Linked DNA regions of Homo sapiens: region 1 is linked to region 2. A link is a contact called in ENCODE Hi-C or POLR2A ChIA-PET data. All regions are on one chromosome and are shown on one strand. The core of a region is the stretch at or near the end of the contact, and the rest is flanking DNA. Distances in the headings are between cores, read along the strand shown.

Evidence for each region. A loop is a pair of places that touch in the nucleus more often than their neighbours do. ChIA-PET counts read pairs that join two places held with the same protein, here RNA polymerase II (POLR2A). Pooled maps may share reads with other maps.
Region 1: a map with no recorded cell type shows a loop between it and region 2 (4-fold over the local background). The contact joins the enhancer-like site here to the promoter of SLC7A11-AS1 in region 2. A Hi-C loop is called at or near these places in 17 of 168 maps with a recorded cell type or tissue (Caco-2, GM12878, IMR-90 and 13 more), 8 of 37 single-sample maps with no recorded cell type and 26 of 50 pooled maps. POLR2A ChIA-PET finds 5 or more read pairs at or near these places in 1 of 52 experiments (H1).

Annotation. Positions count from the first base shown.
Region 1 is chr4:138,861,771-138,866,960 of GRCh38, reverse strand. The region is part of intron 2 of LOC105377448 (a long non-coding RNA gene); the gene reads left to right. Among named protein-coding and RNA genes, the nearest start is that of NOCT, 150 kb to the left of the region's middle. RefSeq lists an enhancer at 373-874. Within about 2 kb of position 1,830, at least 3 of the 41 ENCODE cell types and tissues checked have a DNase peak (open chromatin) inside an H3K27ac peak, as active enhancers do.
Region 2 is chr4:138,087,721-138,092,799 of GRCh38, reverse strand. SLC7A11-AS1 (SLC7A11 antisense RNA 1) reads right to left here and starts at 3,786. Exons shown (of 7, transcript NR_038380.1): 1 at 3,494-3,786; 2 at 1,820-1,966. It overlaps LINC00616 (long intergenic non-protein coding RNA 616), which reads left to right. Exons shown (of 11, transcript NR_037866.1): 7 at 1,761-1,857.

The DNA.
Region 1 (5,190 bases), core at 581-3,080, 780 kb before region 2:
GAAAGTTGAGGGAGGGGAGGTCTTAAGAGTCAATGTGGAGGTTATACTTGATAAATAGTGAATGTTGAGTCAAATTGGGTTCCCTCAAATCAGGTTTTTCATCACAAAAACAGCACATGCATGCAGCAACACATGACGCATTCTAAAATGTGCATACATCAAAGGCAATGTGTCCCACCGCCGTCCTGCTCAGCTGCTCCAAACTTGTTCCCTTTGTTCCCATCCTGGCCCAGCGCAAGGCTCGATTTCACCCTGAAGTCACTCTCTAGTGCTTGTGTCTCACCTGATTAGGGCCAAGGTGGCAGCTCATGAGTGTCTGGTGTTGCTGGACTGGAGACTGGGAGTTTTCCACTGGAGGGTGGTTGGGAGGCAGGCACAGGGCTGTGCTGGGTAGACTTGGGGAAGCAGATCAGTGCCACTCCACAGGGGACACCACCGGGTGACAACAACCCTTGGTGATGGGTGGTCCTCACCTTGGGGCAAAGCGGCAACACCTCAGCCCCTCTCAGCTTGCTGCAGCTCCCTGGGGCCTGCTGGACTTTCTCTTCTGTGGGGGATCATAGCTGCTCCTTGTCACCCACTCCTGCCCCTGTAATATGCCTCCTCCATTTCTTCTCTATAGACATGGGGGTTCTACCTAAACCTCTGCTCTGTCAGTGTATGGCAGAATCTTCCTGCCCTAGATTTAGGGCAAAAACAAATTTTTTTTTCTTAAAAATTGAGTATTTGCAACATTTTTCTTGTTCTGTGGTCTGTGGTTCATGCCAGGGTAACTATAAAGGGGTCTGGTGAGACTAGATGGGGGAGAAACATAACGATTAATAATGTGAAAGATTCCAATATGTATAATTTAAGAGTGAAAGCCCATCATCATGTCATCCTTTAGAGAAAACCACTGCTTACATCTGCTGTGTATTCTTTCACATTATTCTAGGACTATAATGACGTGCACGAATAAGATATAATTATGACAGTATTATTTACAGAAATGGGATCTTCCTGAAAGTACTCTTCTGCATATTGCCTTTTCCACTCGACACATTCGGACATCCTTCCACACTGTCCGCTGTAAATCAACCTCAGAATCTTAGTGGGGAGGAGGAGGAGGATAGTATTTTGGGGAAGTTGCTCAGGCAATTCTGATAGTGAATCCTCCCTCACTCCCCAGGTGCTGCGGCGTGACCCCTCTGTGATTACAACCCCTGCTCTCGCTGCTCCATGCCCACAGGTGCTGTGCGTCAGTGCCACATCAGCATGCTCTTGATCACTTTCTTGACTTTAAAAGCGTCCTCTTCCCTCCCTCCCTCCCTTCCTTCCTTCCTTCCTTCCTTCCTTCCCTCTTTCCTTCCTTCCTCCTTCTCTTTATCATTTCAAAAAACCACTGAGTATAAAGGATACCATTAATGTGGAAAAAAAGAAACCACAGAAAGGCTTTTCTCTACCTTTTCTTTCCTGTAGATAGAACTGTAACTGAACTTTGAGCGCTCTGAGGAAGGAGACATACTCAGATGCCCACCAAGTAACCCAAGGTCGTGCAGTCTATAGAATGTGGCTTTTTGCCCCTTGGGAAAAAGCCCAGGAGGATCAGGGCTGTCTGGAAGGAGGCTCTGCATGGAGCCTCATGGCTGAGCAAGGAGTCCTTTAAAAGTAACATTCCTTCCTGTCACTGATATTAGGTTTTCTCACAAGGTGTATTTGTGCTTCTGCCTAACAGCATAGAAGGAAACAATGCAAACAGAACCAGAGCAGCCACTGAACTCCTGTGATGTTGTCACTAATCCGGTTGGTGTGGAGAGGAGCCAAGCTGCCAACCGCGTCCCCCACCCCCACATCGCCCTCACCGAGTGCTTGGGTTCCTGCCTCTATCAATCACAAGGCTTATATTCCGAGGCTGGAGGTGGTGCCTCTACTCAGCACTACCTCTGTTTTCACACAACCTCTATTCTAATCTTCATGGTCAGGGTCAACAACAGCATTTCAGCTTTTCCCCGAGACAAGGGAGATAGTTCAGCAAATATCTCTCTAACTTCAATATTCTGTCTCTGTCAGATCAATAAGGAACATTTTTTGACAAGTCTGATGTTCAGTCTTTAAGAGGAAGATAACCTTCCTGAGTGGAGAGAGGAAAGATTTCTGTGCCATGACATGATGACTCTTGACTTTCATCCTCAGCTTTGTGGAAAGTAGTGTTTTAGGGTAATGGGTGGTTGGTTGACTCCTTTTGCCTCTGTGACAGCTTCTTTCTACAAGGACTTTTTTCTTAAGCTCAAATACCAAGGCTAGTAACAAGCATTACAAACCATGACACCAGCAATCCTCAAGAGGAATAAGGAAAAACAAACAAAAAAACATAGCCAGCAAGTAAACGGCATTCTTTGATTTTCTTAGGAATAAGGGACACCGTTCTACTACGGTGTCTCAGGAGGAGTTACCCTGACACAATGGGTGAGATTTCCATTCAGTAGAAAGTTAATCTCACTGTTTTACAATCCTTTCTCTAGTGTTTTATTTTGGTGACTCTTCCTTTCCATTTTACCAATGAGAAATTTGAGGTACTGATAGGCTTGGTAAATATTACAGAGCAAGTGGAATTTGAAACCTTTGTTTTTTGCTTATTAAGAGAGGGTCTCTTTTTTTGGGTGGGGGAGAGGATCTCACTCTGTCACCCAGGCTGGAGTGCAGTGGTGCAATCTTGGCTCACCACAGCCTCTGCCTCCCGAGTTTGAGCAATTCTGCCTTGGCCTCCTGAGTAGCTGGGATTACAGGTGTGCACCACCATGCTCAGATAATTTTTGTATTTTTAGTGGAGATGGAGGTTTCACCACATTGCCCAGGCTGGTCTGGAACTTCTGAGCTCAAGTGATCCACCCGCCTTGGCCTCCCAAAGTGCTGGGATTACAGGCGTGAGCCACCTCGTCTAGCCCGGGTCTTTTAATCTCAATTTTCATATTCCTCCTGGGTTTGAGACCAGATGATATTGTAGATGCACATGAGAACTTCAGTTCAGAGGCAGGAACCTCACTGTGGTCTAAGAGTGCCACCTCACACTCAGTTTGGTCTGGTCCTACTTTAACCCGGGAGCTCCCTGTGCAAAGAACTCTGGTTTGAGGCCACTCTGGGTGAACCATTCTACTTCCTGCTGTCAAGGTGCTTGGGGTGCAAGACAACAAACCACTGGTCAGACAGAATCTGAACTGTGCACTTCCAGTGAAGTGGGATGGATCCAAGGTATTTTTTTCACCCCTAGGAGAAAGACCAGTGAGTTTGGTAGGGATCGCCTGTGGCTGCTTCTGAGCTGCTCAGAAGTCTCTACTTTCAACCTGTCTGGAGGAAAGCATTCACTCTGGGGCAGACAAATTCCAGTTGAAGCAGATATATTAAAATGAGGGACTAGGAGTGTAGATACTTATTTGAGGTCTGAAAAAGAAAGCTGGGGCTTTACAACTAAGAAACTAACTGAACCTTGTTAGAAATCAATGCATCAAGTGTAATTGAGCTGGTAGATGAAGCCCCAGCCAATTGGCGCCTGGGATTTGGGCACCTTCGTTTATCAGCTCTAAGCCTAGTTTGGTTCACTGATAATCTGATAGCAGTTCTGTATGCTGATTGGCTGGGGGAGGTTCTCTTCTCCTCCAATGAGAAGATAATCAATCATGTTACTGACTTTTGTCTTGGCGAAGGTATTTAGATTTCAGCCAGCCGGTTAGCTGCCTCAAGGCCACCTGCTTGACTGAAAAATAAAGAATCCATTTCTTTTCCTTTGCAAGGAGAAGGGAGGAATTATTGACTTGTGTGATAATTTTAGGGGGATGATTAAATCTGGCCTCTTAGGCTCCAGCTAAAAATTCAATTCTGATGACTGATTTTTCTTTTCATACGTCGCTGTGCAATCCTGTGTACTGCCATGGCTAATGTTCCTGATGCTGATTGTCCCTTCACTTTAACAAAGCACAGAATCCCCAGCCCACTCTCCATTTCATGTGCCTCCCAGCTATGAGGACATAATGAGGAAATGCACTCTTTCTGCTTAAGTTAAGAATACTATGAGTGTGCAGGCATGCTTAGAGGCTTTCTCAAGTAACACACTTGCTCTAAAGGAAAGAATCAGAATGGTGATGATTTCTCTGGTGATAGTTTGTAAAATATGCCAGTTTCCTCTTGTGCATTTCAAATTTATAATGCAGTTCATTGTGCATTTGGTGCCATTTGGCTGAAATGTCACAATCTCAGATGCTAAAGTAGTGAACAGGTCCAATGTACTACCAGCCGGCTAAAACCTGAGAGTCATTCTTGACTCTCTCATCCCCTGCATCAAATCCATCCGCAAATCCTGCCATTCAGTCTCCAAAACATGTCTCTACACTTCTCATTTCTCCCCACCTTTGCTAAGTACCACCTCTGTAAAAGCCTCATCGTCTCTCATCTGGACCACACCAGTTGCCTTCAAAGTGATCTCTCTGGTTTTGTTTTTGCTTTCCTACAATCCATTCCCCTCATGGCAGCGAGGGTACTGTTTTAAAAATCCTATCAAATCAAAAAGCCCCCTCTGTAAAAATCTTATAGCTCCCATGATAATTAGACCAAAATGAAGCGCTCTACTGAGTCTTCAGGACCTTATGAGAGCTGGCCTCTGTCTACTTTTCTGACCTTATCTTATATATCTCTTCCTCTCCTTCATCATATTCTAGTGGTTTCCTGAAAACTTCAAGTTCCCTTTCATCTTAGGACCTTTGCACTAGATATTTCCTATTCCTGGAATGTTCTTCCTCTAGCCAAGATCTTTACAGGGTGCCATATATTTTATTCATCGTTCAACTTAAATGTCAACTCCTCAGAGAATCTTTCTTGACTACCCAAGGTAGTATAGTCCTTCTGTATGATATTATCCTGTTTTGTCTTCAAAATAGCACTAACTATTCCCATACATTTTTCTTATTTGTTGATAGCCTGTCTCCTTTATTAGAATGTAAGCTCTGTCACTGTATGGACTTTGTCTATTGTGTCCAGAAGATCCCCAGTGCCTAGAATAGTGTTTTGCAAAGACTAGGTGCCCAATAAACAGTTATTCAGTGAATTGATGAGCAAAGAAGTTTTCCTAAATAATACAGGAAGAGGATGCTTTAGGTGTGGCCCTATCAGGAGTTAGGGAATGGGGCTGAATTTTTTGCAGGTTTATTTTTGATTTATATT
Region 2 (5,079 bases), core at 2,537-5,036:
TGAACACTGGGTGTGAGACAGTAGAAAATGTAAAACAGTGTTCTTATATTTCTGGTTTGCATAGCAGGATATACATAAATATGTATATATATTCATCGTGTATATACTGAATGAGAATAAGATTGGGGCCAATGATCTTAGACCTATAATATTTGAGGGGCCTGACACACATTCATATGAAGATGTTGAGTGAGAAATTAGACATGAGGATAAATAATAGGAACTGGTTTGGTGATGAAATAAATATGGAAGTCATTGGTCCATAGATGGGAAATGAGGTCCATTATGTGGAAAAATGCAGACGGAGGAGAGAAGAGCCCGAGGCTGTGCACGGACAGACATCAGCACATGGGGTAAAAGTGCCCTTTGAGAAACAAAAATAAAATCCTAAGTCCCTAAACCAACTGAATAGACCCCTTCTTGCCCAACGGGACCTCAGAGAAACCTTAAAAATGGAGTTCACAGCCATGACACGATGGGAGGTCAGATGTGCCTCGTATACCTCCTCCCTTGCTAACCGCCACTAGGTTCTCTTCCCTAGGTGTTTAACAGTAACCAGCCCTTTTGAAAGATTCCTTCTGCCACCTATAGGAACCAACTGCCTGATGCTGCCCCTCCCTTTCAGTTTTTTTTTTTAATTTATTTTTTATTTTCATTTTTTGAGATGGAGTTTCACTCTTGTTGACCAGGCTGGAGAGCAATGACACGATCTCGGCTCACTGCAACCTCCACCTCCCAGGTTCAAGTGATTCTTCTGCCTCAGCCTCCCGAGTAGCTGGTATTACAGGTGGCTGCTACCACACCTGGCTAATTTTTTATTTTTAGTAGAGACGGGGTTTTGCCATGTTGGTCAGGCTGGTCTCAAACTCCTGACCTCAGGTGATCCACCTGCCTCGGCCTCCCAAAGTGCTGGGATTACAGGCGTAAGCCACTGCACCTGGCCCTTTTCACAGTTTCGACACAGCAACTGACCAGCATTCCTTCCTGATAAGAGACCATTGACCATGAAGTGCTCCTGGGGCCCGTCTTTGTAGGCTGCCACATAGAGGTTCTTTGTGTCCTCTGGTTCACCTTTTGATGTATAAGGTCTAATTGTAACACATTTAAATGTTAAGTCTTCATCCCAGAGTGAACATGGGATGCATGTTACACATGCTGTGCCTCCCCTTTGTGAATATTTATATCTCCTTCTATGACCTGCTGAATATGTATACTTAGCCACCCTGTTAGCCATAAATCCATCTTATTTTTCCTATCCTACCCTCTACATGCCTGTTTCCAGCTTCTAGCCAGAGGCTACACTTCTCAGTCTGTCAGAATGGTCGCCGGCAGGCTCCAACCCTTCATGAGAAGAACCTTTAAGCTCTCCTTTCAGATTTATGAAGTTAATCACTCTTCAGTTGACACCCTAAAGTGCAGTCAGTAAAGTGTGATGCACTCAGCAAGGACTTACTAAAGGTTTATGGGACCAAAAACAAAACTGGTAAGAGGAAAGAGCACCCTTCAGGCTCTCTGACTTCTTGCCAGCTTAGTCTTGGGTTTGTTTTTACTCTTTAGCTCCATTGCAATGTTTGGCTGGATTTCTCTGGTTCTGATAATCTTGGGTATTAGGTATTTGATGAGGTAATTCAAATAGTGTGTAAAGTGTTTCTTATTGATAAAATGAATTTTGGATACTCTACTTCACGCTCACACTAATTTTTCTTTGTGTGCTTTTTAATACTTAGCAAACTCTATTTTATCTTAAATTCTTCATCTAGGAATCTGCCCACCACTCAAGCCTGGGAAAGCTGGCAGAGGATGCACGTGTTTTACTCACCTGAGTGTTTACAATGCTCGTGAGGTGCCTCCCTGATAGTAAGTGCTGCTCTTTCTTAACATTCTTTTTTCCTTTAAAATTTGTTTCAATCCATGAGGTAAAAAATAATGACGATATAGATAGACGAACAGTTCATGTTGTTTTTCCCTGCAGTCAAATAGACAAAAATTTCAACACAAACTTTTATTCCTGGTATTTGGCTTAAAAGTAAACGTCAGCTACGTCAAGAAGCTAATGGTGTTCTCTGCATATCTCACCAGTTACTGATTCTTCTACTTAATATAAAAATGCATTTCCAAAATCTTACCACTGGGGGGCAGCATCGTGCAAAGCTAGCCTTTAGTTTTTCCTTCCTGTGTCCAGTATAGAGTGCTCCTAATATCTATCACAGACTGGTGCTGTGCCATTAATGGAAGAAGAGCGAGCGTGCGTGCGTGCGTCCGTCCGTCCGTCTGTCTGTCTATCGGTCTATTTTCCCTTTGCCAAATTCTTTCCTCTTCCTTTTTTTCCCAGTTCTTTGTGAGTTAAAACTTCTGTTTTTGAAACTTCCAGGAGCTTAATTAATAAACATGAAAACCAAGTTGAAGCTGGCACAAAGCCCTTTTTTGCTCAACCACTTGGGCATGCTAGGGTAACTGTAGTTATTTACATTTGGCATCCAACTGACTCAAAGAGCAACACTGCTTTTTTCTTTCCCCCCTATGAGTACCGAAGCTATTAAATTAAACAGGTTAATGTGGCTACAGCATTTCGCCCCCTACTATCCCCCAGCTATAGTAAATCTGCCACCTGTTTATTTCCATAAAAATTCAATTACAGCACCACGAGTTATTCTTCTTATGTGAGCAATTAACTTTAGGCAGTTTCAGGCCACAGAGAAAGGCCAGGCTGGCCTGCTCCTTTCTTCTTCGCTCCCTTTAGCCGCAGGTCGTTCTTTCGCTAAGTGACTGTGCTCCTTCACACCAGTGAAAAAATGAAAAAGGAAAGAATAGACTAGACTGCTGGGCACTGTCACGCCAATGAAAAAGCAAAAAGCGAAAAACCGCAAACAATCTTCTGCCTCCCTATGCCCAAGCCTTAGAGGCCCGGGGAAGTTAGCAGCAAGCAGGCAGCCAGGACCACAGGGGCACACCGGTGTTGTTCAATAGCACACCAAAATGAAGAAGAAATTACTTGCAATGTGTTCATTTTCTTTCTTCTTTATATTTGTAAAAAATGTGACCAAGAAGGGAAAGGCTGGTAAAATGCCACAGCGTTCTGGCTAAAGCAACAACGCAATTGTGAAGAGAGAAAACTGCATTCATCCACATGTCCCAGCAAGAGCTATCACCAAAGGCATTGTGAAGCAGTTGAGCAGTTACATCTGCTCTCCTTTAACAGGAATGAGTCTTTAGTACCCGGTTGCAAATGTTGACTTTTACCTTTTCTTTAAATGTCTGCTACTCTTTGTCATATTTCTTCTCCTTCTCTCCAAATTCTACCAATAAAAGTAAAAATTACTGAATCGTACATCTAGTGATTTTCTGCATGACCTAATTGTCGAACAGGTATTGAGGTACTTGCTTTCCATCGATCCCTGTAATGCCATTGACACTGACTTATATTTCTAGTAAATGTATAAACATGGTTTTAAGAGTGGGTTAGACTCTGAAATAATCTTTGAGTAAATCTTACCCCAGGTTCAGGTTAAAACAAATACTTCTTCGTAAGTAGGTTGGTACCAGTTCCTATTGAGAGGTGACAGCTTGCTGGCAGCCCTCGCTGGCTCTGGGCGCCTCCTCGGCCTTGGCGCCCACTCTGGCCGCGCTTGAGGAACCCTTCAGCTCACCGCTGCACTGTGGGAGCCCCTTTCTGGGCTGGCCAAGGCCAGAGCCGGCTCCCTCAGCTTGCGGGGAGGTGAGGAGGGAGAGGAGCGGCGGCAACGGCGCGGCGGGAACCGAGGATGCGCGCGGCGCTTGCCAGACAGAATGAGTTCCGGGTGGGCGTGGGCTCCGCGCGGGCGGGAACCGGGGCTGCGCGCGTTGCTTGCCGGGCTGCGCGCGGTGCTTGCGGGGCTGCGCCCGGCGCTTGCAGGCCAGCACGAGTTCTAGGTGGGCGTGGGCTCGGCGGGCCTCGCACTCGGAGCAGCCGGCCGGCCAGCCCGCAAGCACCGGGCAGTGAGGGGCTTAGCAACTGGGCCAGCAGCTGCTGTGCTCTATTTCTCGCAGGGCCTTAGCTGCCTCCCTGCAGGGCAGGGCTCGGGACCTGCAGCCCACCATGCCTGAGTCTCCTCCCTGCTCTCCTCTCCCCGCTCCCCCGCCGTGGGTTCCTGCGCGGCCTGAGCCTCCCCAACGAGCGCCGCCCCCTGCTCCCGGCGCCCGGTCCTAACGACCACCCAAGGACTGAGGAGTGGGGGCAAACGGCGCGGGACTGGCAGGCAGCTCCACCTGCGGCCGGTGCGAGATCCACTGGGTGAAGCCAGCTGGGCTCCTGAATCTGGTGGGGACTTGGAGAACTTTTATGTCTAGCTAAGGGATTGTGAATGCACCACTCGGCACTCTGTATCTAGCTCAAGGTTTGTAAATGCACCAATCAGCACTCTGTGTCTAGCTCAGGGTTTGTAAATACACCAGTGGACACTCTGTATCTAGCTAATCTAGTGGGGACGTGGATAACCTTTGTGTCTAGCTCAGGGATTATAAATGCACCAATCAGCACCCTGTCAAAACGGACCAATCAGCTCTCTGTAAAACAGACCAATTGGCTCTCTGCAAAATGGACCAATCAGCAGGATGAATAAAAGCAGGCTGCCCCAGCCAGCAATGGCAACTGTACAGGGTCCCCTTCCACACTGTGGAAACTTTGTTCTTTCGCTCTTTGCAATAAATCTTGCTACTGCTCACTCTTTGGGTCTACACTGCCTTTATGAGCTGTAATACTCACCGTGAAGGTCTGCAGCTTCACTCCTGAAGCCAGCCAGACCACGAACCCACCGGGGAGTAACGAACAAGTCGAGAGTGTGCCTTAAGAGCTGTGACACTCACCGCAAAGGTCTGCAGCTTCACTCCTGAGCCAGCGAGCCCATGAACCCACCAGAAGGAAGAAACTCCGAACACATCCGAACATCAGAAGGAACAAACTCAGGACACACCGCCCTTAGGAACTTTTAACACTCACTGTGAGGGTCCGCAGCTTCATTCTTGAAGCCGGTGAGACCAAGAACCCACCAGTTCCGGACACACTATCGAAGTGTAGTTATTATCAATAAATTCAGAGAATAA